7 separate regions of the Mus musculus genome follow, and all the other regions are linked to region 3. The links are chromatin loops, found by intact Hi-C in ENCODE. Cell type or tissue: heart. All regions are shown on one strand.

Evidence for each region. Peaks named below come from ENCODE experiments on the same cell type or tissue, not always from the same donor. Only the 100,000 strongest peaks of a DNase experiment are listed, where the experiment ranks them.
Region 1: it touches region 3 in a loop (2.4-fold over the local background); 6 of 42 quality-filtered maps call a loop at or near these places.
Region 2: a loop joins it to region 3, with 4 times the contacts of the local background. A loop is called at or near these places in 8 of 42 quality-filtered maps.
Region 4: a loop joins it to region 3, with 2.7 times the contacts of the local background. A loop is called at or near these places in 12 of 42 quality-filtered maps.
Region 5: a loop joins it to region 3, with 2.7 times the contacts of the local background. A loop is called at or near these places in 3 of 42 quality-filtered maps.
Region 6: it touches region 3 in a loop (4-fold over the local background); 2 of 42 quality-filtered maps call a loop at or near these places.
Region 7: it touches region 3 in a loop (2.0-fold over the local background); 2 of 42 quality-filtered maps call a loop at or near these places.

The regions. Positions count from the first base shown.
Region 1 is chr3:52,099,644-52,103,643 of GRCm38, forward strand. The region is part of intron 1 of Maml3 (mastermind like transcriptional coactivator 3); the gene reads right to left. Among named protein-coding and RNA genes, the nearest start is that of Maml3, 3.4 kb to the right of the region's middle. In heart, a CTCF peak has its summit at 2,425; DNase peaks (open chromatin) are centred at 2,408 and 3,128; H3K4me3 peaks cover 2,483 bases; H3K27ac peaks cover 2,351 bases.
Region 2 is chr3:51,478,821-51,482,820 of GRCm38, forward strand. No RefSeq gene overlaps it. Among named protein-coding and RNA genes, the nearest start is that of Rab33b, 3.1 kb to the right of the region's middle. In heart, a CTCF peak has its summit at 2,439 (motif pointing right); no DNase peak of the experiment used is centred here.
Region 3 is chr3:51,559,400-51,563,399 of GRCm38, forward strand. Setd7 (SET domain containing (lysine methyltransferase) 7) reads right to left here and starts at 1,424. Exons shown (of 8, transcript NM_080793.5): 1 at 1,119-1,424. The coding sequence starts at 1,158. 5031434O11Rik (RIKEN cDNA 5031434O11 gene) reads left to right here and starts at 586. Exons shown (of 5, transcript NR_160686.1): 1 at 586-809; 2 at 1,350-1,490. In heart, CTCF peaks have their summits at 624, 1,233, 2,011 (motif pointing right) and 2,215; DNase peaks (open chromatin) are centred at 362, 772, 1,332, 2,072 and 1 weaker place; H3K4me3 peaks cover 2,718 bases; H3K27ac peaks cover 2,549 bases.
Region 4 is chr3:51,646,078-51,650,077 of GRCm38, forward strand. It overlaps a transcript of Mgst2 not described here. Among named protein-coding and RNA genes, the nearest start is that of Mgst2, 13 kb to the right of the region's middle. In heart, a CTCF peak has its summit at 2,444 (motif pointing left); DNase peaks (open chromatin) are centred at 2,444 and 3,514; H3K4me3 peaks cover 1,516 bases; H3K27ac peaks cover 2,475 bases.
Region 5 is chr3:53,461,759-53,465,758 of GRCm38, forward strand. It overlaps Nhlrc3 (NHL repeat containing 3), which reads right to left and starts at 1,500. Exons shown (of 7, transcript NM_172501.2): 1 at 1,302-1,500; 2 at 554-706; 3 at 1-21. The coding sequence starts at 1,385. It overlaps Proser1 (proline and serine rich 1), which reads left to right and starts at 2,037. Exons shown (of 13, transcript NM_173382.2): 1 at 2,037-2,561. The coding sequence starts at 2,517. In heart, no CTCF peak of the experiment used is centred here; DNase peaks (open chromatin) are centred at 1,523 and 1,933; H3K4me3 peaks cover 3,522 bases; H3K27ac peaks cover 2,032 bases.
Region 6 is chr3:53,015,221-53,019,220 of GRCm38, forward strand. Cog6 (component of oligomeric golgi complex 6) reads right to left here and starts at 2,003. Exons shown (of 19, transcript NM_026225.3): 1 at 1,826-2,003; 2 at 249-392. The coding sequence starts at 1,978. In heart, no CTCF peak of the experiment used is centred here; a DNase peak (open chromatin) is centred at 2,011; H3K4me3 peaks cover 1,510 bases; H3K27ac peaks cover 1,117 bases.
Region 7 is chr3:52,194,797-52,198,796 of GRCm38, forward strand. No RefSeq gene overlaps it. Among named protein-coding and RNA genes, the nearest start is that of Gm30074, 17 kb to the left of the region's middle. In heart, a CTCF peak has its summit at 1,746 (motif pointing left); DNase peaks (open chromatin) are centred at 1,535, 3,385 and 3,675; H3K4me3 peaks cover 1,848 bases; H3K27ac peaks cover 2,312 bases.

The DNA.
Region 1 (4,000 bases), 540 kb after region 3:
TTAAGGAAAGAGAAAGAAAAGTTCACAGTTTTCTCCAGGCACACTAAGTCAGGTAATGGGAAATTTGCAAAGACCATCCCTCTTCCCCAGATAGCAGCCAGATAGGATAAGTCCAGGCAAAGGTCACCATAAAATAAAATTTTAAAAGGCAAACAGGATTCACGGAGGAGAAAAGTTCAGTAGTGGGCTAGTATATTGGCATTTCCTGGCTCTAAACCAAGGATAGATGGGACCATTTTCAGAAGGGGTGCAGTTATATCCAATATTCAGTGATTAATACATATATAATCGAATGAATTTTATGCGATAAACTCTTCGGAGCATGGGTTCCACAGATTTACACACTCTGCAAACGGTCTATAAATTGTTGGGCTGTTGACAGGGAGAGCCATGAACAGCACATTTCTCCAGGGTCAGTAAGACTACAGCCATTTTGAGATGTCAAAACCACGGTGATGTGCTTCTTGGTATCTCTAAACGATGACATCCTGGTCAAGTCCGTCCGTCTTGGGCTTGAAAAGCAAAACATAGCTGATCTTAACACTGGACCCAGAACCTGCTCCAAGAGCTGGAATGAACGTATTTTGCTAACAGAAAAAGATCTTTGGAAAGACAACTTCTCCACTGAGATTCTTAAATTTGTGAAGTCAACAGTTCTCACCAAGGGATCTTTAGGGGCCAGGGTGGGGGGCCTTCTGTAAATATAAAATGGTGATGACCAATGTTGGATTTCTACCTGTGTAGAAAGGACCTGTCACTTGAATATACACTCAAATCTGGGAGTGTGGCCTGCTCTATGTATGCAGCAGCCTACAGAGAACCCACGATGACCTAAAACAGGGACTGGGCAAGACTACTTGCTCCCCACCTCCCGTTGCTTTTGGCTTGCTAGTTTGTGTTGTCTGTCTTTCATGCCTATGCTTGTAAATGTGTAAGACAGAAAAGCAAAGCCAAAGAAGCAACGCCCTCATTAGATTGTCCTCTTAACCCAAGCCAGGCAGAAGGAGCCAATCGATATTTAGTACTTTGGACATATTGGTCCTAAGAAGGTGAACAATAGCAATAAAACAGAAAAGAATCCTTTTCGATTTTATTTTTATCATCACTGTTGTTTGGCTGTGGCTGATCACCGTTTTTCTTTAGGGCTTTCCAAATAGTGAGTCCAATCTGAGAACTAAATTTAATTGCTTTGTGCCCCAACAGAGTACCACTATAATCCAGCAGTCAATTCAAGAAAATGAAGAGGAACATTTTCTTAGTAACCCATCTTGAAGTTTTTTTTTTTTAATCTCATACATAGGATAAGCTTAAAGTAGTCTTCCATCCCAGAGGCGGATGTGAATTCTGAAACTAATTATTTTCCAGGAAAATGTAACCCATAAAGGATGGCTATGTTAATTTCTGTCTCTGTACACAGACTCTACACACACGTCTTTGCTTAGGATTGAAACGGTTTATTTTCATCCCACGCGTCACACATTCTTCACACTGGCATCTGTGAGGTGCCTGTGATTCGGCAGAAGCTAGAATATACTGTTTTGCACACGGGTTTGGTATTTCTATAAGTCAATAAGCTAAATTATTGAAAACTGGTAGAAAAAAATTGATTTTCAGGCAATCGTTTTTCAAGTTTGTTATTAACTTGCCGAAGTAGAATTCATTGAGAAATTTATAGCTGTTGTCTTCATCTATTCAAATAAGCATTATATTTTCATTTTGAAGTTAACCACTGTCTTGGGCGAGCTCCCTCCTAGGAATTCTCAGAATACAGGCTGGCTGTACCTGCGGGTGTCTTAGCACAGAGGCGCCCCCCACCCCTGTCTTCCTTCCACAACCTAAAGGTGGTTAAGGGAGTACAGAGCCCAGAGAAAAAACTTTTTGGCTCCTGACTCTACTCCTTTTGCCTTCGAACCAGGTCTCTAAAAAAAGATAGTGGCTTTTGTTCCACAGTCGTTCAGTACCCCGCCCCCAGCATCCATCCCCAAAGGTCGTAAACTGTATCAGAAGACGGGAATTTTGGATCTCACGCAAAAAGTCCATTTTGATGCAATTGGGAACAGAAGGTGTGTGAACATTAAAGGGGGTTGAGGGGCGGGCAAGAATGGAATCCTTGATGCCTGGCTTATTCTACTACAGCCTCAGGTTCGCTATCTCCCATGACTGAGAGTGAGGGCAGGGAGGGGGACTAGGGGACTGCGAGAGACACAGATGACACCTAGGTCCCCCAGCTACAGTCAAGACCCCGATCTCGTCCCAGCTCAGGGTACAATCAGGAAAAAGCCAGTGTGTGCGTGGTTTAGAGCTTCCTGTTTTTTAAGACAGAAGCTCCCTAGAAGACTCTGGGACCCGGGTTCTTCCTCCCACCGCGCTGGTGGCCTGGGGCGGCGGAGGGGGCAGGGCCGGAGGCACTGGGCGGTCCCGGGGACTGCGCAGGGCCGCCAGGCGGACAAAGCGCCTCCCGCTCCCTCCCCCACGGCCGCGTTCCAAAAGGGAGGGGAAGGAGGGCCCGGGGGGGGGGGGTGGGGGGTGGAGAGGGAAGCACGCGAGGGAGAGAGGGGAGGAGGAGGGCGCTGCCGGCGGGACTGGGCGGGAGCGCACTGAAGAGGGAGGGCAGGGAGGAGGGGCCAAGGAGAGCAGAGAGGAGGGAAGGATTCTTGAAGCCCAAGATAAACAAATTGTTCCTCTTCACGTGCGGGGTGGGGGGCGGGAGCGAGCCAGCTCTGAGGCCTTCCCCTCCCCCACACCGGCTCTTTGTCACCGCCCGCCCTCCCGAGCGCCCGGCGACACTGGCACCACCCCTGGCGCTCCGAGATCCGGAACGTGCGCGTCGCAACAGAAAGCACTCGGGAGAGGGCGGCCGGCACCGGGTTCCGTGCAGCCGGTGAAGGCACGGTGGGGAGAGCGAGCGCGCTCCGTGGAGAAAGCTATTACCGGGGCCCCGAACCTAGCGACACGGTGGGGGAGGGAGTGCACACACCTTTCCCAAGCTTCCGGCCTCCCCCCTCCTCCTCTCCCAGAGAAGAAAGCTAGAGAACCCTAGAGAGGAGATAAGAGAAAGGATTCCACCCTCGGGGTTAGGGGTGGGATCGGCCCCTTCCTCCTCCTAGCACTTAAGCCATTGGCTGCGCATCCTCCCGCGAACCCACCCACCCGGCCATTTAAGCCTTTCTCCTCCCTGCTTTCCTCCACTCCTCCGGGCTCGTTACCCGTCGCCGGAAAGTTGGTGAAGTGCGAGGTGGGGGCAAGTTGGAGAAGAGGATAGGGAGCAAGCCTAAGCCTTAAGGCAGGGTCAGAGCACAGCTCTGGCTCCCCTGCGCCCCCGCCTCCTTCTCGACCCCCTCGCAGCTGCCCCACCTGCCCTGCCACAGCCGCGGGTCTAGAGCGACGAGCGCAGCGCTCGCGCGCCCGGCATCCGCGCGCGCCCCCACGAGTACGCGCGCGCAGCCACCCTCACTCGCTTCTCACCCACTTCAAAGTTCATTCACAAAACTCTCAGACTTTCCCAAGCCCAAAGGAGAGGAAGTCAGGGACTCTTCCTTCCCCTCCTAAGGGTTCAGGGCCTGGCGCCCACTCAGAATGTGCGACAGCATCAATTTCTCCCTGCACCCGGCGGATGTGATGAGAGGGGTGGGCGAAAGGGGACCTATCTGGGGAGGCGCGGTGGTACAGAGAAAGGTGAAGGCGGGGCGCGGAGAGGAGCAGCGTGGTTTCTACTCCTGGGTTCACTCTGGTTCGCATCGATTTCTAAGACAAGGAGGGGGAAACTTTTCCTGCACCTCACTCTGGCACTAAAGCTCCCTCCTCCCCTTGGAGTCGTGACTGGCTTCTCTCCCTCTCATCCCTTCCTCCCCAAATCTGACAACCCTGACAGATTAACAGGTAGCGGCGGCGGCGAAAGCGTTTACCCTGAGAAAAGTTGACGTTAACCCTTCGTCTCCATCCCACCTCATCCCTCGGTGCAAATCAGACCCTCACAGCCCCCAAGCCAGGAACTCCACGC
Region 2 (4,000 bases), 81 kb before region 3:
TAAATGAATCCCTATTATGAGAATTGTGCCAGGAACTTTGGCAGTAGAGCCAACGTTGGTAAAAGGATTGACAGGTTCCAAAGTCGTCAAGTAAATTTACCTGCTGAGGGTGTTGACCAAACATTCTGGGTAAGACTCCAAAATCTAGCTGGTATTTATAGTTATTAAAAGGTAGATAATTTTGTCACTCAGCCTCAGTTGTATCTGGGATGTTTTCTGCTGGTTAGTGTTTATTAAAAAAGAAGCAGGATTGAAACTATTTCTTGCCTCTCTAGAGTTTATATTATTCCTCACCATGGTACACCTGGAGGTCTCCATTTTCGATCTGCCTTCACAGAAGGTCCAGAATTAGTAAGATTATTTTCTTTGATCCTGTGACTCAATTGCCAAGTAACAGCACAAACTCTAAAGGTTTCATACCACAGCAGTATAATGGAGTTGTTGCAGCAGCCTGCAGGTAAGTTAGAATCAGGTTACAGACTGACTCATGTCTCAGACACTGTACTAAAAATTTCTAGGTCAAACATTTAGATATAACTTTTAACTTTTTTTTCCCACTGTAGCCCAATGTAGAGTAAACAAGGTTATTCTTGTCAGTATTGCTATTTTCATTATTCCTCGTCATTATCGCCTGCTATGGCTCACTAGGCCAATATTTAAGGAAGCAGTTTATAATTCTTTCCTTGATACCCTACAAATTTTAACTTTTACAAATTATATTTGTATAAAATACAAGAGTGTTGCTGGGCGGTTATATTGAATGCTTTTAATTCCAACAATCTTTGAGTTCAAGGCCAGCCTGATCTACAGAATGAACAACCAGGGCTACACAAACAAAACAAAACCAAATCCCACCCCCACCCCCAATCCAGTAACACAAGAATGTCTAAATAGGAATGGATAAATTGAACTATGTAAAGTTCTGTAGCTAAAATGAGTAAATTAGCAAAACTTAATTAAGAATTGCCTTCCATGGAGCTGGGGAAATTGGCTATCTTGGTAAAGTCTTGCCAAGCAAGCCTGAGCACCTGAGTTCATGCCCCTGCACCTACATAGAACTCAGGCTCACTTAGAATTTCAGCCTTTGGGAGTTAGAGATTAGAGGATCCCTGGGATGCTGGCCATAGAGGTGAGAGGATTCCTGGGGTGCTGGCCATAGAGGTGAGAGGATTCCTGGGGTGCTGGCCGGATGGCCTGATACAGAGACCTTGTCTTCAGCACTCAGGCTGGTGAAGTAGCTCCAGGTGAGGGCCTCAGACATCGAGTGCTGACCTGGGACTCATATGGTGGAACTCCACTGATATCCATGTGTATGTTGTGATGTGGCTCCTCACACACATGCACACAGATATGTAATTCAAAAAATAAGATAGGGGCTGGAGAGATGGCTCAGTGGTTAAGAACACTGACTGTTCTTCTAGAGGACCTGGGTTTAGTTCCAGCACTTGGGAGACAGAAGCAGGCCTGCTCTACATAGCAAGTTCCAGAACAGACAAGGATCTCTGAGAAACGTTCTCTCCACACCCCAAAGGATTGAGATTGATAGAGGATACCTGACATTGATCTCTGTCATCAATCTGGGTGCACACACGGTACACACTCATCAGCACGTATATACGTACTGTAATTGTACATAGATTTAAACCAAAAGGAAAAGTGGAATGTAACTGATACATAATAGCCCAGAAGGAATGATTTGTACCCAGTTGAAGAAATACATGAAGAAGGGGGGTTGTAAAGAGGAAAGATAGTTGCAGCAGGAAAGAAGTATGAAGAGAGGTTTGCTGGAGAAATGGTGTAGAATTCAGAGAGGATGCTCCTGAAAGTCTGGTGTCCCAACTCCATCTCCCAAGGGTTGGGATTAGAGTGCACCACCACACCCAGTTTTATGAAGCTCTACAAGTTGAACCCAGAGCTTTGCGTATGCTAAGTAGGCACTCTCCCAACTGAGCTATGTCCCAGTTGAAGCAGAAAAAGTGTCTTAAGATTTTTGAGATATATATATATATATATATATATATATATATATATATATATGTGTGTGTGTACACATATGTATGTATATGTGTAGTGTGTGTGTGTGTGTGTGTGTGTGTGTGTGTATGGTTTTTCGAGACAGGGTTTCTCTGTGTAGCCCTGGCTGTCCTGGAACTCACTTTGTAGACCAGGCTGGCCTCAAACTCAGAAATCCGCCTGCCTCTACCTCCCTAGTGCTCGGTTTAAAGGCGTGTGCCACCATGCCCAGCTCTGACTTTTATATTTATCAACTATAAAATGATAGTTGTAATTAAGTGACTTTTCAAAATAACTACTTCTGGTGCTAGAGATCAAATGTGCCTCACAGATGCTAAGATGTACTCTACCATCAGCTCCAGTATTACTCTTTATGTTACTAAAAATGGCTCATGGAAAAGAGTGCATTCTCCCTGTGTAGCCACCAGAGGGCACCAGTGAACAGTTTAACAGCCATACCCAGCATCCTATTTTGGAGAAATCACTTTTTCACTATATATATCTACTGTAGAAAAAAAAAAAACCAAAAACAAGTTTAGTCATTCATAAATGTTATCCTAAGAGAATTGTTGAGATTTTAAGGGTACTGGGGATCAATGCAGGGCCTTGTTAGGTAAATGGCTTACCACTGAGTTTTCTTTTTTTTTTTTAACATATACATATTTATTTTTTATTTGGCATTATAAGGACATAATAGGTATACTGCTTGTTTGAGAGAGAATCTTTATGTAGTCCTGGCTGTCCTGGACCTCAGTATATAAACCAGGCTGGCCTTGAACTCACAGCAGTCACCCTGCCTCTGCTCCTGCTACATTCAGCAGGTTGACTTTGAACTTGAGATCCTCCTGCCTTATCCTTCTGCGGACCCGGGATCATGGCTATGTGCCACCTTTCCTGGCTGACAAACTATCAGCTTAGGCAGGAACTAAGAGTTGGGAGAAAGAATTCTGGGAGAGAAGGAGGTGGGAAGATTTGCCAGAAAGATACGACGGGATGAACTCATGGTACCTGAGCACAGGTAACCAGCCACATGGCAGAATGTAGGCTAGAATAAACGGGATATTTTAATTTATATCTAATCAGAGAAGAACCTAGCTATATGGCCAAGATATTTGCAGATATATTTTGAGTCTGAGTCTTATTTCTGGAAGGAGTAACCAGGGCCCAACCACAATGTCCCACAGTGCAACACCAAAATGTTTATAAACAGTACAGTTCCTTGTATCACTTCTTCATGCCTCGGGTCTCCCATGGAGGCAGAAAAAGCCCAAGGGCCAGGTGTTTCCTGAGAGCACACAGAGTTGCTTTACAGAAGTGCTATGCACTGACGAGATTTAGAGAGTCTATTCAAGCATCCATGTCCACTCATTTCCACTCAAGTGAAAGAATGTTCATTGTGTTAAATATAAGCATTTTTCCTTAGTGGGAGAGAAAGAAGGCCTCTGTCTTAGTTATTCTTCTATTGCTATAGCGAAACACCATGACCAAGACAACTTAGAAAATAAAGCATTTAATTGGGGGCTTGCTTACATTTTCAGAGGGTTAGTCCATGATCATCATGGCAGCAGCCAGGCTGAACTTGAATCATGATTATCCTCCTGCCTCAGCATGTACTATTATATCATGCAGTTCTACATTTTCAATGGAACTTCAATAGGACCCAAGTCTCAAAATGAAATGTTTAAAATGCCCAGGATGTAAGCCCAATTACTAAGCATTCAAAGAATGCGGGAAATCTCAGTCCTCCTAGGAAAAATGCTGCCAACACTGCACACAGATGGTGAAATTATCTCATGAACTATTAACCATTTAATGGAGGTTAATTCTCATTTGTCTCATGTCTGTAAATTCAGGCAAAGTGATCAACAGCTTTCTTCCTGGGCTCTTTTCTAGGGATATTTGTATAGCAATCGTTTTTTGCGTGATAAAAAATATTTTTTTCTTCTTGTTCTAGGGGGAGTCTTGTTTGGTCTCCAGGATGAGAAAA
Region 3 (4,000 bases):
TTCAACCACCGACTTAAAATTAGTCAGTTGCTGTGTTTAACAAATTCTGGAACAACACTACGCAATCTTGCAAAAACATCACGGGAACACTATCTGGGATAGAATAAGATAAATAATAAATACGCTTAAGAGTGTTTTCCAGTGTTCGTTGTTACAAAATCATAACCTCTCAAGCCACAAACAACGAGATTGTATAACGTCGCCACGGACGTTTTATAAGTAGGGGGGCAAAAAAGAAAAAAAAAAAAAAAAAAGAGGCGGAGAAACTCAGCAAAACACGGTGGCGACGGGAGTCGGGGGAGGGGTGCGCAAGAGGGGGCGGAGAAACCTGACACCCAGGCGGTGATATCACCGGCAGCCGACAGCTCGGAATTCAGAAAGTTAAGTGTCACCCAGCAATTTGGGTCCCGGCTGGAGCGTCCGCACGGCGCGCCTGCACCTCGCTGGGAAGCCGGGAGGGGGAAGGGCGGGTGGCTGAGTTCGCCCAGGGGCAGGGTAGCCTGGTGGGGAGCGGCGTGCTCTACCTAGCCATGATTTCATCTTTTTTTTTTTTTTTTTTTTTTTTTTTTTTTTTACCCCGGAGGAGCGGCCAGGGCCGCCATGTGCCTGGTGTGCGGCCGGGTGCGTTGCGATGGGAGACCCACCTAGACCCGGCCCTGGTGGCCATGGGACGCAGCGACTCAGTCAGGAAAAGGGCAGGCGGTCGGAGAGGGGAAGTCGAGGTGGCTGAAACAACGCTGCCCCGCGGAGATCGCGGGCCTCAAGGGACTGCCCTCCCATCCTCCATCCCCGCAAGGACTAAGGCCAAGGTGCTAGGCAGCGTCGCAACTCCCAGGGAGGATGCTGCCGAGGCCAGGCGGGATGCAGGGGCCCAGCTTTCCCAGGGCGGCGGACCCCGCGGGGCCCCATTCCCCGCCCCTGCCCCGCCGCGCCCCGCACGCTCCCGGCGGCGTGGCGTAGGCAGTGCAGCCCCCGCCTGAGCCGAGCGACCCGCCATCCGCTTAGGGACCGCGGCGGCCTTCGGCTCGGCCCGGCGCGCGTCGCAGACCGCCACTCTTTTGGCGCTTTCCGCCCCAGGCGCCTGTCCCCACCCCAGAGTCCTGGAGAAAAGCTTGTACCTTCCACGGCTTCCTCCACCACCTCATCGTCGCTATCCATGGCGGCTGAGACCCTACCCAGCCCGGGGCCGTGCGGCCGGCTCCCGTCCCTCTGGGTGCTCCTGGTGGCTGAGCGAGCGCTGGAGCTAAGCCCTGCGAGTTTGGAGGAGGGGGAGGAGGGGGAGGAAGAGGAGGAGCAGTCGGGGCGGCTCGCGCTGCCTCCCCCTACAGTCCTTTCAATTCCTCCGCCAGCCGCGGCAGCCGCAGCCGCCGCCCCCTCTCCTCTCGTCCCCGGTCCCGGAGGCTCTGGGGTGCTGCCGCCACTGCAACTTTCTCCTGTGATACCCCCTCTTTGTTATGGAGCAGCTGATCCGCTGACATCACCCGGCGCCGGTGCGCTCCCTCCCTCGTTGATTGACAGTTCCCTGTCCTTTCCCAGAAGTGAGGATCCTTAGAACCCAAGGTGCTCCGGAGCTGCGCCGCCTCTTAAGACCAGGCAGTGGGCAGACCAGGCGGCGTTTACCTTTTGGCTTGGTTCACTGTTCGCCAGCCACGCGGTCCAGGTCGCCGCCGGCTGTTCGCTAGCGCCGGGGGCCTCGAGGGTACCCGCCTGGGGTGGGTGAGGGGCTCAGAGCACCTGATACCCCACGATGTGCCACCAGGGACTTGGAAGTGCGTCATGCTGGGTGTTCCTACCACTATCTCACTCCTGGACAGCTGGAGCGCACTCGGAACTAAGGAAGCCTTTGGTTCCTGAGCTTCTACTTCCTCTTGCCCTCGAGCCCCACTTCACTCGGCTCGCTACTGCCCAGAGTTGCAAAGTGCGGCGGGCCCAGGAGCGCAGGTGCCCCGTCCCCCTTCCACTGCCCAGCGCTGCCTCCACAAGCCAGTTCCCTCGACTCCAGGGGGCGTCCTGCGTCCTGGATTCCTCCCGACTGAACGTCCTACCCAGGAGTCCCCAGTCTCCATCTTCTTTCGCATCTCCAGGCCCCTAGAGAGATCCAGGAATTCAGCAAACCCAAATGGCAGCAGGCTGGTAATCAGGCCGCACCCGAGCTTTGGCCGATTCCTTCTCCTTGTCTTGAAGATGGAGCCACCAAGCGGAGAGCCGGAGCCAGGACCCTGTGTCTAGCGCTCCTCCTTCTCTCGCCTCCGGTCCTGTATTTGTGATGTCCCTAGATGTTTCTTTAGTTTCTCCAAGTGCCAACCACTTCACAGACTCAGGCATCTTTGAGGGAAGAAAACTCCCTTCCCAGCCCAGCCACTTAAAGAGTGTCATTATGTCCTCTTACAGGTGGCAGCAAAGGATCTCTTTAAATAGCGGGTTAAATGCATGCGCATGTACCCAATGTACTGTGGAATTACCCGGTGCTGGTCTGGCCTTCTGCCAAGAACAGTCATCGTGGCGGGTGGGAAGGATGGGGCAGGAACCAAAGAAAGTTGTTCCTTTTCGTTTTCTGAACAATAAATGAGGCAGGATTTCAAGTCACTTCCAAAGCCTGAGAGAGTCCCCCCCCTCCTTAATTTCTTAAATGCCTTTTTTTTTTCATTTTCTTTTTCTTTTTTATTTAAGGCAGGATCTCCTGTAGCCCGGTCTCTCACCTCTAACTCACTGTATACAGGAAGACGATTTTGAGCTAATCATCCCGCCTCTATCTTCACAGCCCCGTAATTACAAACCTTGGCAGCATGCTGAATTTATAGTACTGGAGATACAATCCAGACTTTTCCATGCTAGAAAAGCAAGCTCTCCACCAAATGAGCTGCACCCCCACTGGCTGATATATGTCAGCCAGAAAAAAAAAAAAAGTAAAAGAAACAGGGCATGGTGGTATTAATCGCTGCACTAGGGAGGCAGAGGCAGGTAGATCTCCGAGTTCAAGGCCAGCCTGTTTGGTGTATAGAGTGAGTTCCTGGTCAGCCAGGGCTACATAGAGAAATACTGTCTCAAAGGGAAAACCACTTAAGAGAAAAATTATGGAGACACTAACCCCAAATACCATCAGAAATGTTAGCTCCATTCTGACTGCGTTCGAAAGAGGAAGGTTGTGGATGTGGAGTTAGAAGGCTTAGGGTCCAGTCTCCTTCACCTGCAAAGTGCACCAGGGTGGCCACTCTGGCAGTATGGGTTCCTCTTCTGGGCATTAGATACTCAGGCCATATGGGGAGGGACTTCTGTGGTTTAGGCTGGTTTACTCTTTGACCCTTTAGCCTAGGCTACACCACTGTACACACTGGCTCAGGCTACGCTGTCCTGAAATCTTCCATACCCCTCTGAAGTCTGTCTTGGGATTGATCTCCTTAAGGGTCTTCCAGGACAGGTACCAGGGACCTTTGTTAGGCTCCACAGAAATCTACACCTGCAGGGAAATATGAAAGGATACCTTCAGATTATAATTTAATCTTTTTTAAAAAACGATTTGATTTGATTTATGTGTGTGTGTACACTCATGCATGTGTATACGGCTGCATGCTGTGTGTGTGTGTGTGTGTGTGTGTGTGTGTGTATACCAAAGGAGGCCAGAGTGCATTGGAACCCTGGAGTTGGAGCTACAGGCAGTGGTAAGCCCTTGAATGTGGGTGCTGGGAACCAAATGTGGGTCTTCTGAGACATCTGCAGCCCACATAACATCACTTGAAAACATGAATACAGAAACAGGATTGTACTGAGTGTGTGTGTGCACATGTCTGTGAGTGTGTGCTAGACAGAGTCTCTCACTTGCCTAGAACTCATGGAGTAGGGTAGGCCTCAGATACCCACCTGTTTCTGTCTTCCCGGTGGTTAGGTTGCAATCATACACCTCCACACTTGTCTTTTGTTGCTGTGTTGTTTTGAAACCATGGACTCGGGAGTTGACGAATCTCCCCGGTCCTTATTCAGAGTTTCTGAAAAGGCATTTACC
Region 4 (4,000 bases), 87 kb after region 3:
TACCCCAGCAGTCTTGGGCTTTGCCCGCGGAGAGTTAAGATTGCAGATGTGTGTGTTTATTAACTCTGGGTTCTGGAGTTAAAACTTAGGTCTTCATGATTGGCAAGAGCTTCACCCACTGGGCCATCTCCCCAACCTTCTCCTCTTCCTCCTTTTCCTTCACCTCCTCATTCACCCATGGAAACTTCAAACCTCAGCTCACGCCATGTCTTGTGTCTGCCCCTCTCCAGCCCTCGCGCATGCCTGCCCCTCCCCCTCTTCCTCGACTCCCAGTGTAATCAGCTCCCACATTACCCCACAGAGGTCCTCTAATAACGGATTTTCTTGCCATCTCTGCCATCAGAACGTGGATTCCGTGTTTCAACTGTCTTGAATCCTCAGTCCTCAGGACAAACACTTGACATGTTCCAGGTGCACAATTAAAGGTTGCCATGGATACTGAGGGCTGACCATTTCCTTTGGTGAAAAGCTGTCTAAAGCCTCCACCCACTTTAAGATAAGGTTGCTTGTAGGTTTCTGAGTCTCGAGAGTTTGCTGGGTACTCTGGACTGTATCGCCTTAGCAGATGCATGGTCTGTGGACACATCTTTTACTCCGTGGGCTCAATAGTCACCGGTTTTGGAACCTTTTGTAGTTCTAACCTATGCTCTCTCACTCATGCCTCCCAGGTTAGCCCTGCCTCAGAAGTGGTCTCTGCTCACATGGGGGTGGTTCTTTCCATAGCTCCCGCTAGTCCTGAAGTTTTTCTTAAGCCCTGATCAGCTGGTATTGAATCTGTCCCTTTCTCCTTGCTGTGACAGATTGTCCGACAAAAGTGATGTAAGGCAGGCAGGGTTTGTAGGTTCAGTCCATCACCACAGGAAGTCCTGATGATAGGAGGGTGAGGCATCCCCAGCCCGGAAGCCAGGGGAGCTGAGTGCTCCTGCTTCGCTTGCTGTTCCTCTCTTACCCAGCCTGGGAACTCATGAGATAGTGCAGCCAGCCACATATATCTTGGATCTCCCCAACCTGGTTAACCTAGGCTAGAGACTAACTCACCTTTATGCCTGGTGGTTTGTCTCTTAGATGATTCTAGATCCTTTCAGGTTGTTAATACATATTTAAAGATAATTTATATGTAGGTGTAGGTGTCAATGTATGATTATGTGCAAATGTGTGCGCGCATGTGCATGCGTGTGTGTGTGCGCGCGTGTGTGTGTGTGTGTGTGTGTGTGTGTGTGTGACTGTAGAGGTCAGAAAAGGGAATCAGATCTCCTGGATATGGAGGTATAGGCTTTATCGAGCCTTTAACCTTCATGAGTGTTGGAAATTGAACCCGGGTTCTCTGCAAGAATAGCACTTGCTTGTAGCCACTGAGCTGTCTTCCCAGCCCTGACAGTAAACATTGACCAGCGGTGATGGCTAATCTCAGCTGTCAGCTTGACCTCTACAATCACATTTGAGACAGGCTCTGCACACGCCTGTGTAGACCAGATTCATTAGTCTTGATTAGTTTAATTGGAGTGGGAAGATCTGCCCATTGTGGGTGGCATCATGATGGCCCCATACATCTACTTGTGAACCAAATATAAACCCTTTCTTCTTTAAGTTGCTTTTGTCATGGTGTTTTATCACAGGAACAAGGGAAAAAATGAACACAGCACTGCAGATGTCTTTATGGATTGTTGACATTGTTGAGACATGTAGTGTCATGTGATGTGTGTGTCATATGTGTTATGCATATGGTGTGACTTGCTATATTGTGATATGTTTGTGTTGTGTGGTGTGTTGTGGTTTGGTGTGGTATATGTCTTGTCATGTGACGTACACATTGTTACCTGTGAGCTGTATATGTTCAGATACACTGAATTTTGATATATGTTGTGATGTGTATACTGTATGTGTTGCTCTTGTTGCACTGTAATGAGCATCGCTGCAATGTGATGTATTGTGATGTGGTGTGTGTCGCAGGTGTTGTGATGCGGTGTGTGTCTCCTGATGTGATCAGAGCATGGTGTGGGCTGTACGTTGTGATGTGTGTGCATTGGGTAGGTGTGCGGGAAGGCGTGTACCAGAGAAAAGGCTTTCCAATAGCTGCAGGAAAGAGCTGCAGCTTAAAGCCTCTCCATCATCACTCAGCCTGTCGCCGCCCTCTCTCTTCAGGACACTCTCTTCTCTGACGTGGGTGGGGATTAGTGCCCTGCCCTGTGTCAGGAATGGAGAGAAAATAGAATCAGATGTGGGTTAGCAGTAGGCTGCGGAAGGAAGAAAAGCTAATTCACTTATAGCCTGCCGAGAGCCAACCAAGTATCCCGGTGGGAGACAGGGGCAGGCAGAAGGCTTCACTTTCTTAAATAGAACTCTGTTTTGACATTCTCCTTGCTGCCGCTCCCCCCACGCATGTCTGTCTCAAGAGCTTTGGTAAGAGGCAGGAGTTTGCCTATAGTTGCCCCATCTGGTGGCAAGGCTGGAGAACTGCAGGCTGCGGGAGCTCTGAGCCATGTCCATCCTACTATGCTCAGACTGCTCCAGGACAAGGAGCAGGCAAAGAGGGATGGAGTTGAATATAATGGGAGGACCGCAAGAGCGCACAATGTGTTGAGCTGGAGAGAGTGACACGCGGAGTTTGCGCCTCATCAACTGTGTCATCATCGGAAGTCCTTCGTCTTTTTTGTTTTGTTTTGTTTTGTTTTTGGAGACAGGATTTTTCTGTGTAGCTGTGGCTGTCCTGGAACTCAGAGATCTGCCTGCTTCTGCCTACCGAGTGCTGGAATTAAAGGCGAAACACTATGCCTGCCTGGCAGTTCTCTCTGTCTTTTTTTGTGCCTCACTTTTTCCTTGTGAAAAATGTGGGTTGTTACTGTGAGGATCTTGTGAAGACCTGCCAAGGTAAAGTCGCCCATAAGAGTAGACACTGGACCATGTGATCCCTGTCACGAGTCATCTCTCTTCCCTGCTTCACCCCCACCTTGAATTTCCCTCCCCTAACATGACTGTACAGCTGTTCTGAAGTTTCTGCTGTAGGCACTGGTGCGTTGAGATTCGGTGGGCACCAGAGTAAGAAGCAGGTTAGGGGCGTGCAGCCCCCTAGATCTGGGACACTACCAAGGCCCGGCTATTACTACTGATAGGGTCATGTTATGTAGCAGTAACTGGCCTGGAGCCCATACTGACCCTGCCTCTCTGCCTCTTGAATGCTGGCATTAAAGGTGTGTGCCACCATACCTGGCTACATTACTAGTTTATAAGATCTTCTCCAGGTCTGGAATATTACTAGTTTTATGATCTTAAAGTAACATTTACAACAGCAGAAGTCAAAGGCACCAATGGCAAAATAACTTGCAGAAGACCAGCGTCAGCCACGCCTAGACCTGGCCATTTGGGTTAAAGGTGAGAGGGAGGACGGATGATTCTTACGAATTGGAAACAACAACACATTAACATTTTCCTCTCATGGACTTTCTTAAACAGTAGGATAGCCTCTCTCTCCCTAGCAAGCTTTGGGATCTAGGCATGTGATTTCAGAGGGCGGCTCCTGCAGGAACTTTGCTTCTTCCTGTAGCTTGACCTCTGTCTCCTTTGACAGAACGTTTTTTTAAATACATGACTCAACTGCTGAACATTCCCAACCTGGTATGCGGAAGATACCACTCAGGAGAGTAGATTCACACAGCCCTAAGGCTTCTGGGGGCCTGCGGGTTAAGAGCCGTGACTTTGCCATGGACTTGGTGGGCTGGATTCTATTAGTATTGTAAGCGGTGGCACTTAACTGAGCTACTTGGTCAGGGTCCATTTTTCCTCTCATTAAGTAGAGCCACCTTGAAATAAGTCAGGCAGGGCACACATCTTCCCCACTTCCATCATCAGACTCACCAAGGGGCTGCTCTCTAAGTTTCTTGACCTCATCTCTGTCCCAAGCAAGCACTCAGGTCAGTGTTCCATCTTGGCTCCACTGTAGCTGATCAGCATCCTTGAGGTTTGGGGTGTGGGGTGCGGGTGAGGAGGAGGCTGGGGTGTGCTG
Region 5 (4,000 bases), 1.9 Mb after region 3:
CTTGGGGATGTTATCCCCTCTCTGAAGGCACACAAAAACAACTGCTTAGAATCACTCAATAGGAACGCTAATCTTTACTTTTGTCAGAGAAATCAAAATGAAAGTATAATAAGAAATTTAGAAGTGTGTAAAAAAAAAGCACTAACTTCAAAACTTAATAATTTCTAATGCATACAAATCTAAAATGTGCACTTGAAGCCAACTCAAAATTAAATTGCATAGTTAGCATACTATAAATGCAGCAGGCTATCTAGGTGGGAAACACTTCTTTCCTTTCTGTTCATCTTCTTTTTTTCCTTTTTGTCATGCTCAGATTGACTGTTCTTTTATTATTCCTGTCTGTTGTGATCAAACTGAATGTATATAATTAAAATTAAAAAAAAATCTCTAGTTGAAGAGATGGCTGAGCAGATGAAAGTGTTTGCTAAGCAAGACTGACACTCAGAGTTCAATCCTGGAAACCACTGGTAGTTGATAACCGCATTAACACTCTGGTCTCTCTTGACCTCACAGGCTCACATATTAAAAAAAAAAAAAAATGCATTCTACTTACTTGGGCTACGTAAACTAACCCGTTGAGGGAATCAACTGCAACACAAAATGTTGCACCAGTGAAGTATTCCGAATTCTTGGGCCAACCCAAATCCAGCCGGAAAAGAGGGTCCTCCATTCTCCAGGAAACGTGAAAAGAAAATGTCCTTGAAACCTCAAATAAAATCAAAATACTCAGATTCAGTTCGACAACCAGAAGGTAGCCGGAAATAAGATTGTATATCTAAAGATCAAAACAACCATAAGAAAAGTCTAATGATGACTTAAGAGTGTAGTAAGAGCTGGGGAAAATCCAGTGTGTGTGTGTGTGTGTGTGTGTGTGTGTGTGTGACTTAAGAGTGTAGTAAGAGCTGGGGAAAATCCAGTGTGTGTGTGTGTGTGTGTGTGTGTGTGTGTGTGTGTGTGTGATGTTTACTTATTTTTATTTAGACTTGTGTGCATGAGCTCGGGTGAGTTTATGTGCACCATGTGCCCACAAAGGCCAGAAGAGGGCATCAGGCTCCCTGGAACTGGAGTTACAGTGAGAGAGTGAGCCTTCAAGTTGGTGCTGGGAATCGAACCTGAGTCCTCTGAAAAAGCTGCTCGAGCTCCCAACCTCCGCGCCACCTCCCCAGCCCCACGTGCATTCTTTTTACACTAAATGAGAGGACGAGTCGTCAGCTGCTGAGCCCCAGGGGAGCAGGTTTGGGACCCCAGGGGCTGTACCCCTCGGTGGCACCCACACCCACAGCCTTCTGCCTGCTATTTACCAGCGAGCCACAGAAGCGCGAATGCAAAACCAGACAGGAAAGGAAGAAGGCGGCGCCCGCCAGGCAGACCCAGGCTCTCGCCATCGCGAGGGTCTGGGAGGCGAAAGTCAGCGAGGCCTGAAGCCGGCTCTAGGGCAGAGGCAGACTAAAGCACCGGGAAACTCGACCGGAGAACCGCCGAAGACTAATTCCGGGTGTCCTGCTCCTTGCTCCGCCCCGAGTCAGGCGCCCAGCGAGTGACCCTGGTCCCCACGCCGAGGTGCTCCTGGCCACTAGGATGGCGGCGTCCGCAGATCTTCCTGACCTACTTACTCTTCGCTCCTTTAAACTCACTTTCAAGAAGCAAAACAGAGCACCGAGAAACTGAAGAGTTAGGGGATCGTGACACTAAAACAATGACTACCACGCTCCGAAAAGGACTTTAGTCACGTCTGCTCCACAAGCATTCAGGCTTCTGCCGTGGACGCCTATATTCCCACACTAGGACCCCGCCCCCCCCCCCCGACGCCCCAAACTAATCATTTGTGCAAAAGCGACTTAAGGTGGCGGTGCACCATTGCGTCTTGTGGGCGCGACACGCTCTATCAAAGGTCCCCTGGAGCTGGTGGGGCATTTAGGGGAGCACCCGCTGGGCGCCTGGCCGTATGAGCGCTGAGGTGCTCGAGAGCCTCCCTTCGCAAGGCTCTGGCCCCCTTCGTCCGGCTCCTAGTGCGCCCCGGCCGCCCGCCCGCTCCCGGAAGCTACGAAAGCCCGTAACAAAGGACCTGCGGGGGCCGCCGGTTGCCGGAGCTGCGGGACCCCGGGATCGGGCGGATCGGCGGGTCTGAGCGCCCGCGGGGCCACGTGTCCCGGATCACGGCGGTGAGCGGAGCGTGGCTCGGCGGCCTTCCCCGGAGCACCCGGCTGTCGGCACCCTCCGGAGCCCTGATTTCTGCAAACGCACAAGCCCGCTCTGCTCTGAGCAGCTGAAGCTTTGTGTGAAGAAGCTACTGAAGTCTGATTTTTATTTAAAAAAACAAACAAACAACAACAAAAAAAAACCCAACTTTTTCCAAGTTTTCGTTCTGGGATTTTTTGTTTTGTTTTGGTGCAGTTTGCAATACTCTACCTCCTCGCCTCCTTTCTCCTCCTGGTGTATTATCCACGAGACGAACCTGGGATGAGCGTTTTGTAATTGCAAGAACTGTGAGACGTCACGACGGAATAGTACTCAAGATGGACAAAAAGTCCTTTGAGACGGTGCTGGATGAAATTCGAAAGGTAATTGACCTTGTTCCCTGAAATTCGTCTGAGATAATAATGGTCGTGAGTTACTTTCTTTGAGGTGTTGTGTGTAGTCAGCAGAGGAACTTGAACTTTCCTGTGTAACGTAAGAACTTGCATCTTGGTCCGTTGCACCGCTTAAATAGAAGATAAACCACCTCACTGCTAAACTTGGGAAGTCATTGTGGTACGGGAATTACGTTTGTACTACCTACAGCCCCGGAGCCAACTGTAAATCCGTAATAACTGAGCTTTTGGTTGACTGACATTTATTCAATGTTAACATGGTTCGGTAACAGGAGTGACTAGGCACTGGAAGGGATGCCGAGAAAGTTCTTTTCCAGATCTCTTCCCCTGCCTTTGCTCTCCTTCCATCTTTTTGACACTGTTTATATTTCCTATTTCCTGGAAGGAACCAGGCAGCAAAAAAAAAAAAAAAAAAAAAAAAAAAAATTTGGAATGTAAGGTTGAGGCTAAAAGTATCTCTTACATAAAAAATAGCAGGTTGCCTGTTTGACAGAAAGGGCAGTGCTGTGACCTCACAGCATCTCACAGCTTGCATCTGTTCGGCATCTCAAACGGTGCCCCTGACTGGCACTGCAAAAATTGGCGCCAGATCTAGAGGTTTTTGTTTTTGTTTTTTTGTTTGTTTGTTTGTTTTTTGAGACAGGGTTTCTCTGTATAGCCCTGGCTGTCCTGGAGCTCACTTTGTAGACCAGGTTGGCCTCGGACTCAGAAATCCGCCTGCCTCTGCCTCCCGAGTGCTGGGAATAAAGGCGGGCGCCACCACGACCAGCGGATCTAGAGTTTTGTTTTGCTCTTTGTAAGACCCCTTTTCCTCCCTTCCCCCCTTTTCAGATAACATATATTTAATCTTTCATATTTGGTGGTGCTGAATTTTTTTCTTTTCAAATAAACTTCTGCACTTGCTGAGTCTCATCTAATTAAAATTTGAAACAAAATGTCTTTTTATCATGTACTTAGAATTTGCCACAGTTGGTTTCTGAGCTGTTTTTTAACCATTCTGAGAAAATAAATTTTAAGTTAAGGTAGACATGAATGCAGACATGCATATGTCTATCTTCTCCCTTCTCAGCCTTGTAAAAATGTCTGGTAATAAATATCAACGAGGGAATCGGAAAGGCTCCAGAGATAAAAGTCTGTTCAGACGGGGTAGCCTTCAAGGCCACAGTTCTAGTCTGCAATCAAAATGTGTCGCCAGTTGGCTTTGCCAGATGGAGAAGACAGCGACAGTGTCTTAGTCTACTAAAATGCAGTAAAATAGATATGGGCGTTTTTAAGTAGGGGTGGTGCTATAATTTTTAGAAATTGCTTTAGATTTTGTAAATGTCCATGCCAATGGGCCTCCTCTTCTGTTGTTACTGTACACCCACAGGTAATACTGGCTCTCACTTCTCAAAGTAGAAGCATGTGAG
Region 6 (4,000 bases), 1.5 Mb after region 3:
CTGGAAAACCATTGAAAAAATGTGATTTTTTTATTAAGAAATTACAATTCTTAACATAATTTCTCAAAATAAATATTGTAAGTTTTTAATAGAGGTAAAGAATTTAGAAATGACAATAATTCAAATAAAAGCTTTTAAGTTGGCTTCTAGTTGACCAGTACATTATCAGATACATTGCAATTTAATTAAAAAAAGTATCAAAACACCAAACATATAGCTCTCCATAAACACTAAAAGAAGTTACATACCTCCTTCACGTCTTTGAAGATGTTTACAAACTCCTCATTGATGGCTAAGCTTCTGCGTTCAATATCACCACGTAAATTTCTTCGAGTCCGCAAACTATTTTCAACAAAAAAGGCTGAAAGGGCCTTGAGAGCTTCCAACATCTCCTGCCGAAGTGACAACAGAGGGACATCATTGGGGCTGACTTTTCAGTGGTTTCCTGATATCCAGCCAAAACTCAATAAAATTATTTTCAATTGACTTATTTCCACTAAATGACTCAAAAAGTAATATCTGACTTAATTAATAAGCAGTAAACTTACTTCCAGGACACAATTCACAGTCTACTTACATATAGTTATATATGTAAAGGTAGTACACAACAGAATTGCTTTGAACTTTAATATATTTGTTAATTTTTACAAGAAGGTAATTCCCGTTTTTCATTTAACTTTATTTTACATCCTGACCAGTTTCCCCTCCCCTACTCTCCTCACAGCCCCTCTCCCCTCCCTCCATTCCTCCTCCATTTCTGAGAAGGCAATTCTTTATGTAGTATATGTTCTGAGAGACTGTAAGTGAATTGTCAAAGTGTAGAAAGTTATAGCACCAAGTATCATGAGATAAAAATATGTACATTTATACTGGTTTGGTGCAAAAGAAACTGATTTTAGTATGCCAATTATAAATCAATAGCTCAAACACCTTTATTAATTAAAACAGAAACCTTTACAATGGACACATTTTTGCCAATGAGTTCTGGATTCTGTGAACTCTTAGGGAGCTTCCAGTTGTTTGTGAACGTGTTTTTTCCTGCACAAAGTTGTCAAGATGCTTGAAGAAGTGAGAGCCAAAGTCAGATAAATGCAGGCAAAACTTTATAGCTCGATTCACTCAAATTGCAAAGAGTGGCTTGTGTGCCTGGCAGTTGGGAGTGCTGGAGAAACGGGTCTACTATGTTGACCAGTCCTTGCAGCAGGGTTTGAAGTACTGTGGTTCACAGGGATTCAGAAAGTTTTATTCATCAGACCCGCAGCAAATTTCTCAAATCAGCGACCATGACGTTTTTGTTTTGTTTTGTTTTTTCTCGCTGTTTTGTGGACCTAAGGTCCGCTTTGAGAAGCGCTTTGTAGTTTCTTCTTGATGCTAACACTGGGCTTGTCATCCCAAGCTGTCCTACTCAGTATGGCTTTTGGTAGCATGTCACAACCCTATCTAGCCCAGGGCTTTATTTATAACTCAGCATGTTAATGTTCTGTTTTTGACACACAGGAGTCAAATTCTTGTTGACAGCTTATTTTTACTTACTTCTATCTTTACCCACGTCTTTACGGCTCCCACCTTACTGTATTCTTTTGTGCCACGTAGGCACGGCTATACCTGGCTACTCAAAGCTGCAGGGGAGACAGCCAGCTCTGATAAGAGCCGCGAAGTACTGCTCTAGACGGTTAAGGGGAGGGCGTGCGGGAAGGAGTTCAAGTAAAGGACACAGCAAGAGCGCAAGGGCAGGGCACAGCTACCCCAAAAAGCGCTTCCCTACGCCTAGGACAGCAGCAGCTTCTGCCCGAGACCAGGGGTCCGCCCCGCCCCCTCCGGTTACCTTGTCATTTTCTAGCCGTGTCTCCAGGATCTTGTGCAGCTTACGCGACAGCGGATTGTTGGGCTGCGCGGGGGTCGCACCTGCCCCATTACTGAAGCCATTGGCGGCCCCGGAGGCGGGGACCGCAGCCACCTCCCCGCTGGCGTCAGCCATCGCTGACAGACCCGGCGTAACGGAAGCACTGCGCTTGTGCACTCACTCGCGCATGCGCACACCTGGCCGCGCATGCGCACCGCGATCCGAGACGCTCTACCTGCCCGGTTTACTTTAAAATCCTGGGAGGCGAGGACACGCTCAGAAGAGATTGGAGGTTGTCTACAAAGTGAGTTCCAGGACAGCCAGGGCTATACAGAGAAACCCCTGTCTCGAAAAACTAAAAAAAAAAAAAAAAAAAAAACAAACAAACAAAAAAAACCCAACAACAACAACAACAAAAAAAAGAGGTTGGAGGTTGTAAAAGAGACTTCAGGAATCTGAATCTTGAAAAAAAAAGCCAAAGTAATAATGTAAAATATGTAAAGTAATAATGTAAAGTATATGTAAAATATGCCGAAACCAGTAGCTGGCATGCATGCATGATCAACAGAACTGATTGCAATTAAATTTCGTTTATCTGAATTCATCATTCTGAAAAGCATCAATCGAAGCTAGAGTATTTGCCAGGGCTGCTGGTGTGCACTGACATAAATAATAAACAAGACAGTAAACAGAAGGCAATGAAGAGACAGAGGAAAGAAATGAAATGCAGGCCAAAGTGGTTACTCAAGAAGGCTTGGAAGGACCTGGCCTTTAATTTCAGATTTAAAAGAGACCTAGAGCTGTGAGAAATCTCCAAATAGGAGAAAGCCTACATGTAAAGGCCCAGAAACAAGGAACTTTGCATTCTCACAAACTGACCAAAGGCAGTGTAGCTGGAAAGCAGTGGGCAAGAAAGTGTTTCTCCTGTATGCATGTGTGTATGTGTGTATGCATGCATGCATGGATGTGCACTGTATACATGCAGTCCCAGTGGAGGCCAGAAAGGGCGTCATGTCCCCCTAGAGCTGGGGTTATGATGGTTCCAATCCGGGGTCCTAAGAACTGAACCTAGGTCTTACACAAGAGCAGCTGTGCTCTTAACCACAGAGCCATCTCTTCAGCCTGCGATATCACTTTTTGATTTACAAAACACGGTGACAATTATCAATAATGGCCATACTGTGATAGTGTTAACTGATCTTTTTTATTACACCTGCAAGTTCAGATTCACATTATCGAGCTAGTCTTATTTATTGGCAGTTGCTCTGTGGTAGCAACTCTCTCGCCATAACATGTTACTGGGCACAGGCACCCAAAATTTCAAATCTCTATATACTAATTCCTGCAATCTTCTTTAATCCTTTTCAGCTACTACAGCAAAATGCTCTATACTTGGTAGCTTACAAACAATAGAAATTTATTTCTGATTGTTCTGGAGGATGAGAGGTCCAGAGTCAAGGCACCAATGGCCCTGGGTTCTGCTGGGGTCCCTTTCTGTGTTCATGGATGGACATGTTTGTGCTACTAACCTCATCTGATAGATTGGAGGGATGAGCTGGCTCTCTGAGAGCTGTCTTATAAGATCATAACTAACTCGCCCTCTTCATCTAGTCATAGCTCAAGGTTCAGCCTCCAAACAGCAGAGACCAGGAATTCTGTGTTTGCATTTTAGGGAAACACAAGCATTCAGACCACAGCACCACTCTTCCAAGGATGTCAGACCTTGTAAACCTTATCAACTTCTATATGCCTTTTATATTCTCTTCAAATAACAACTTTCTTGCTACCACTTCTTTAAAATAATTGATTAATTCCCCCATGCAAAGTCTATAGCAATAAAAATGTATAACTCCTAAGTTCCTCATGATATGTAAATAAATAAATAAATAAATAAATAAATAAATAAATAAAATTCTGACATTTTTGTTCAGTATTTGCATGGGCGGGGGCCTTACTCCACTCTGTATTTGTACTCCAGTCAAGTCAAGATTTTGCTGTGCACCAACTTTTGCCTCAATAGCAGTAAAGTAACGATCAATAACCAATCCTATAGAAGCTGTTCTTTAAAAAAGAAAGCAGAATAAAATGGGTAAACACTATAGGTCTTATTCCCACAACTGTCACTAAGCTGTTGCTGGAATGCAAGATTTCTGTCTT
Region 7 (4,000 bases), 640 kb after region 3:
ACTTGAGTAGCCTTTTAGAGAAAGGTCAAGGGCTTCTGGGTCCTTAAACCGACTTGGGCAGGTCGGAGCATGACAGATGTATTTCTCTCTCAGTATACCCTAACAAGGACAAGGCATGGTGCCTCCTTCACTGCTATTCAATCTCTGCTTGGGTAGCAGTGTCTAGATGGGGATAAGCAGTCACCAATCGCCAGGCACAGACCAGCGCTTAGAATACAGTTTTAAATCCAGTCCCACTCCTACAAAGCTCTTTTCTACTAGAGTATGGCTCTAGTCATCTGGTGGCCAGCAAGAGTTAAGAAGCCTCCTTAAGTGTTTGGGGTGACAGGGTGTCGTGGTACACGCCTTTAATCCCAGTACTCCGGAGGCAGAGGCAGGAGGATATCTGAGTTGGAGGCCAGCCTGGTCTACAAAGTGAGTTCCAGGACAGTCAGGGCTACACAGAAAAACCCCGTCTTGGAAAACAAAAAACAAAAAAACAAGAACAAACAAACAAACAAAAGTGTTTGGGGTGATAGCTGGGAATCCTGTGGGGGAAATGTGGCCTCGCAGGACTACTGTTCTCTTCCTGGAAGGGAAATGACCTTTCTGACTCAAATGAGAGAAGCTGCTGTCAGCAATTGCTCGATTCACCTCCGGTATGTCCGTGGATATCTCAGCGAACTTCCATTGTTGTCTGTAAGGTAGTCCAATTCTAACCATGAAGTTTAACCAGCTACTAAATGGGGGAGCCAGGACTTCAACTTGGCAAGCCTGACTCCAAAGCTAATGGTATACACTCCTGTCTCAGAGAGTCGCAACAGAGACTGGGTATAAATCACAAGAGGATAAATTCCAAATAGAGGAAGGAGGTCTCTCACAGCTTTGGCAAAGCCAAAGATGGGAGCTCAGACATCTTGATGGCCATTTACTTGCACATCCAGTTGTGCCCCTTTCCCTTCTAACTTGGTGCTAGCGATGCCAGGTCTGTCCTAAGGATTGTAGACAGTTGTTTGTGCTGTCTGCAACCCCCACGCCCCCAAGTGAAGCACTATCTTAAAATAAATAATCAAGACTCAGAAGGCTAAGTATCACAGCCTGTGACTGATAGGCTGGTGAGGTGAAGGGTTGGGGAGCAGGGTGGGGAGTCGGGGGACGGTATTAATAAATTCAAGGTCACAAAGCTCCCACCTGCCTATACACCTTCACACCAGGTTCTCCTGCAGAGGCTGGAGGCTAGGTAAGACATCTAGACTCCAGGTGCCAGCACAGGCCAGCGACGAAGAGGGGACAAGGTCCTCAGTGACTCCTCCTGGGGGTGGACACGCGTGGATGCCGGGGACAGATGTCTACTTGGGAGCCTCCTGCTGCTCAGAGGCAGGTCTCCAAGCCCCGTGGGAGGCTGGGGTCAGAGGTGTGTGGGACTCCCACACTAGGGTCGCGGTTCTCCTATGGCGGGAGCCAAGGATGCAGCAGCTCTTCCCGGGGACAGAGACCAGAGGGAGGGCGCCCTGCCCAGGGCCGCCGAGGCCCTAGAGGCTTTGTGTGTTTGGAGCCAGAGCCCCCACTTCCCTTCCCCGCCTCCTTCCCGCTCTCTTTCTCCGGGACCTAAGTCCCAGTGGAGGTTCCAGCAATTAGCACGCAAGGAGGGGGGCGGCCGGGGGCGGGGGGGGGGGCGGCGGCTGCGGGAGGCGACAACCCCGTCCTTGCCACCGGCCGCGCTTCCGCCAGCACTGCCTTCGTGCGCCACCTACCGGCCATCTAGGAACACTGCAGCGTCTGCCTGAACTGTTCCTAGGCAGATCTTGATCTCCGTGGACAATAGACAATGGGATTTTTTTTTTTTTCCTGAACAATGATTTATTTTAGGGGGTGGGGACAAGGAGAAAGGAGGGAGGAAAGGAGGGAGGGAGGAAGGAGCACTGTGTTTGTCATCGCTTTAGAAAAGAAAAAAAATCTCTGTTCTGTCATTGTTTCTGCATATCCATTATATGGAGGACAAAAGAATCCGGTCCTGGAACAACAAAGCCAAGGGAAATGTTTTCCGTGGCTGACATTTAATTGTGAGCACACGGTGCTGCATTATCATGGGGAGAGACTGGAGTAGGGGCATAGGCTGGCTTCAAAAGCCTGGGTTCTTTGCTTTAGCGTGTCCCATTTTGTATGGCCTCAGAGAGCCTCACTCAGATTGTGTGTTACACACAATTCCATAATTCTATAGTTTTTCAACCCACCGCAGGGATTCCTTGTGGATCATTTCATAGCTCCTCCAGAGTCTGCTCTTTTGCAGCTTGCAGAAACAGTCAGCTTTTCTTCACAGCCTTCATATGGATCCTTAATAAAATAATCTAATCCAACACACACACACACACACCGCTATCCTACCAGAGCTGTTGGAGACATTGGAGAACTTAGTCCCAGCCTGTCATTTGACAGATGAGAGAGGTGAAATGCTTATCCAAAGCCACACAACTAATTAGAGATAAAGGCAGGACAAGATCTGCTTTGCCCATCCTGGTCTTTGTGACCTGCCTCTTGCCGTTTTGATGCCCAGCAACCTCTGGCCTGACCAGTTCACAGCCATGGTCTCTTCCTTTCTGGCAGCCATTGAGCTTCCTTGCAGGAAGATGGGTGAAAACTGAGGGGGTGGGACGGACAGGCTTCCTAGCTCAGTGGCAATTCCTTCATTTATTTCTCCTTTATACAATGAAGGGGGCAGTATCTTTATTGGTTATTTTTTGTTATGATAATATGCAAAACTGACTGTAGCTCTCCATAACTCTCCAGAAACCATTTCTCTTGTGATACAGGGTTTGAACTCCTGTGATATAAGAACAAGGAATGTCTTCCATCTTTGGGACTATGTTTGGCAGTCTTCTGATAAAGGGGGCAAGTGGCTCCCCCCCAAAAAAACTTCAGTAATTCAAATTTCTTTGCAAGACCCTGTGATATTATTATTATTTTTATTATTAATTATAGGGGAGATGCAGACCACTGATCATGTGCTAAGAAATAGACACATTTTTTTCTTGTACCAACTTGCAAGAACATCCCACCACAGCTACAGTTGCCTTTAAAGTCCTCCAGTGTCACACTAAAACAGTTTCAAATAAGCCAGGCACAAAAGCAGCCGGCATGCCTTACACATCGTTCAGCCTGTTTAAAGCAAACAGACCCACCCCACGGTCCACAGACAACTAGTCAACAAGCAGGCGAAATTTCCAAACAAAAGACCAGAACATTCCGGAGCTCTCTTTAAACTGTCTTCTAAGAGCTGGAGAAGGAAACACTGGGTGGGCAGGCCGTGCCCGAACCTTTCGGCTGGGCTTCCGCACTTGTAGAACATTGGTTTATGCAGGGACCATGTGACACGGTAACAGAGAGCTCAGATCTCTAAATCTCGTTTTCCTTTGTGTCATCCTCCCTCCACCCCCTCCTGGATGGTGAGTCACCCGTCTCTGCAAAAAAGATCCACAGTTCAGTGATGTCCTAGGTGACAGCCGCATGCTCTGCCTTGGAGATTCCGCGCACATCGAGTGTGATCGACCGAGATAACAGAGGTTGGAAAAATCTGTGAAAGGGTTGAGCTGTTCCTCAGATGTGGGACATTATTTCCACAGGTTCGACAGTCTGAAGCATGAATATTACTCACTGAAACACTGCCATAAGAATTAGGAAAAGAAATCAGGACCGATTTTTTCAGGTAGGTGTATAAGGGTCCACATCGGGGATGAGGGGAAAGCCAATCACAGAGCTCATCCTAGGGAATGCGTTCCCCTCATGTTGCAGTCTGGTAAATGCTAGAATCTTGGTGACTCATTGCTTCCCCGATGTCCTTATTTGGTAGCATGCAAATAAGGAAAAAAAAAAAAAAAACACGATCGTTTCAGATTTAGATTTCCTCAAATCGTGGTGTGAGCAGCTATTTTTACTTTTGCTTCAATCACCATTCTCAGTAGTAGAAAGTTTATTTAGAGTTGTAAAAAGCTGCTTTTTTTTTTTCATTTGCAGGCTAAATTTA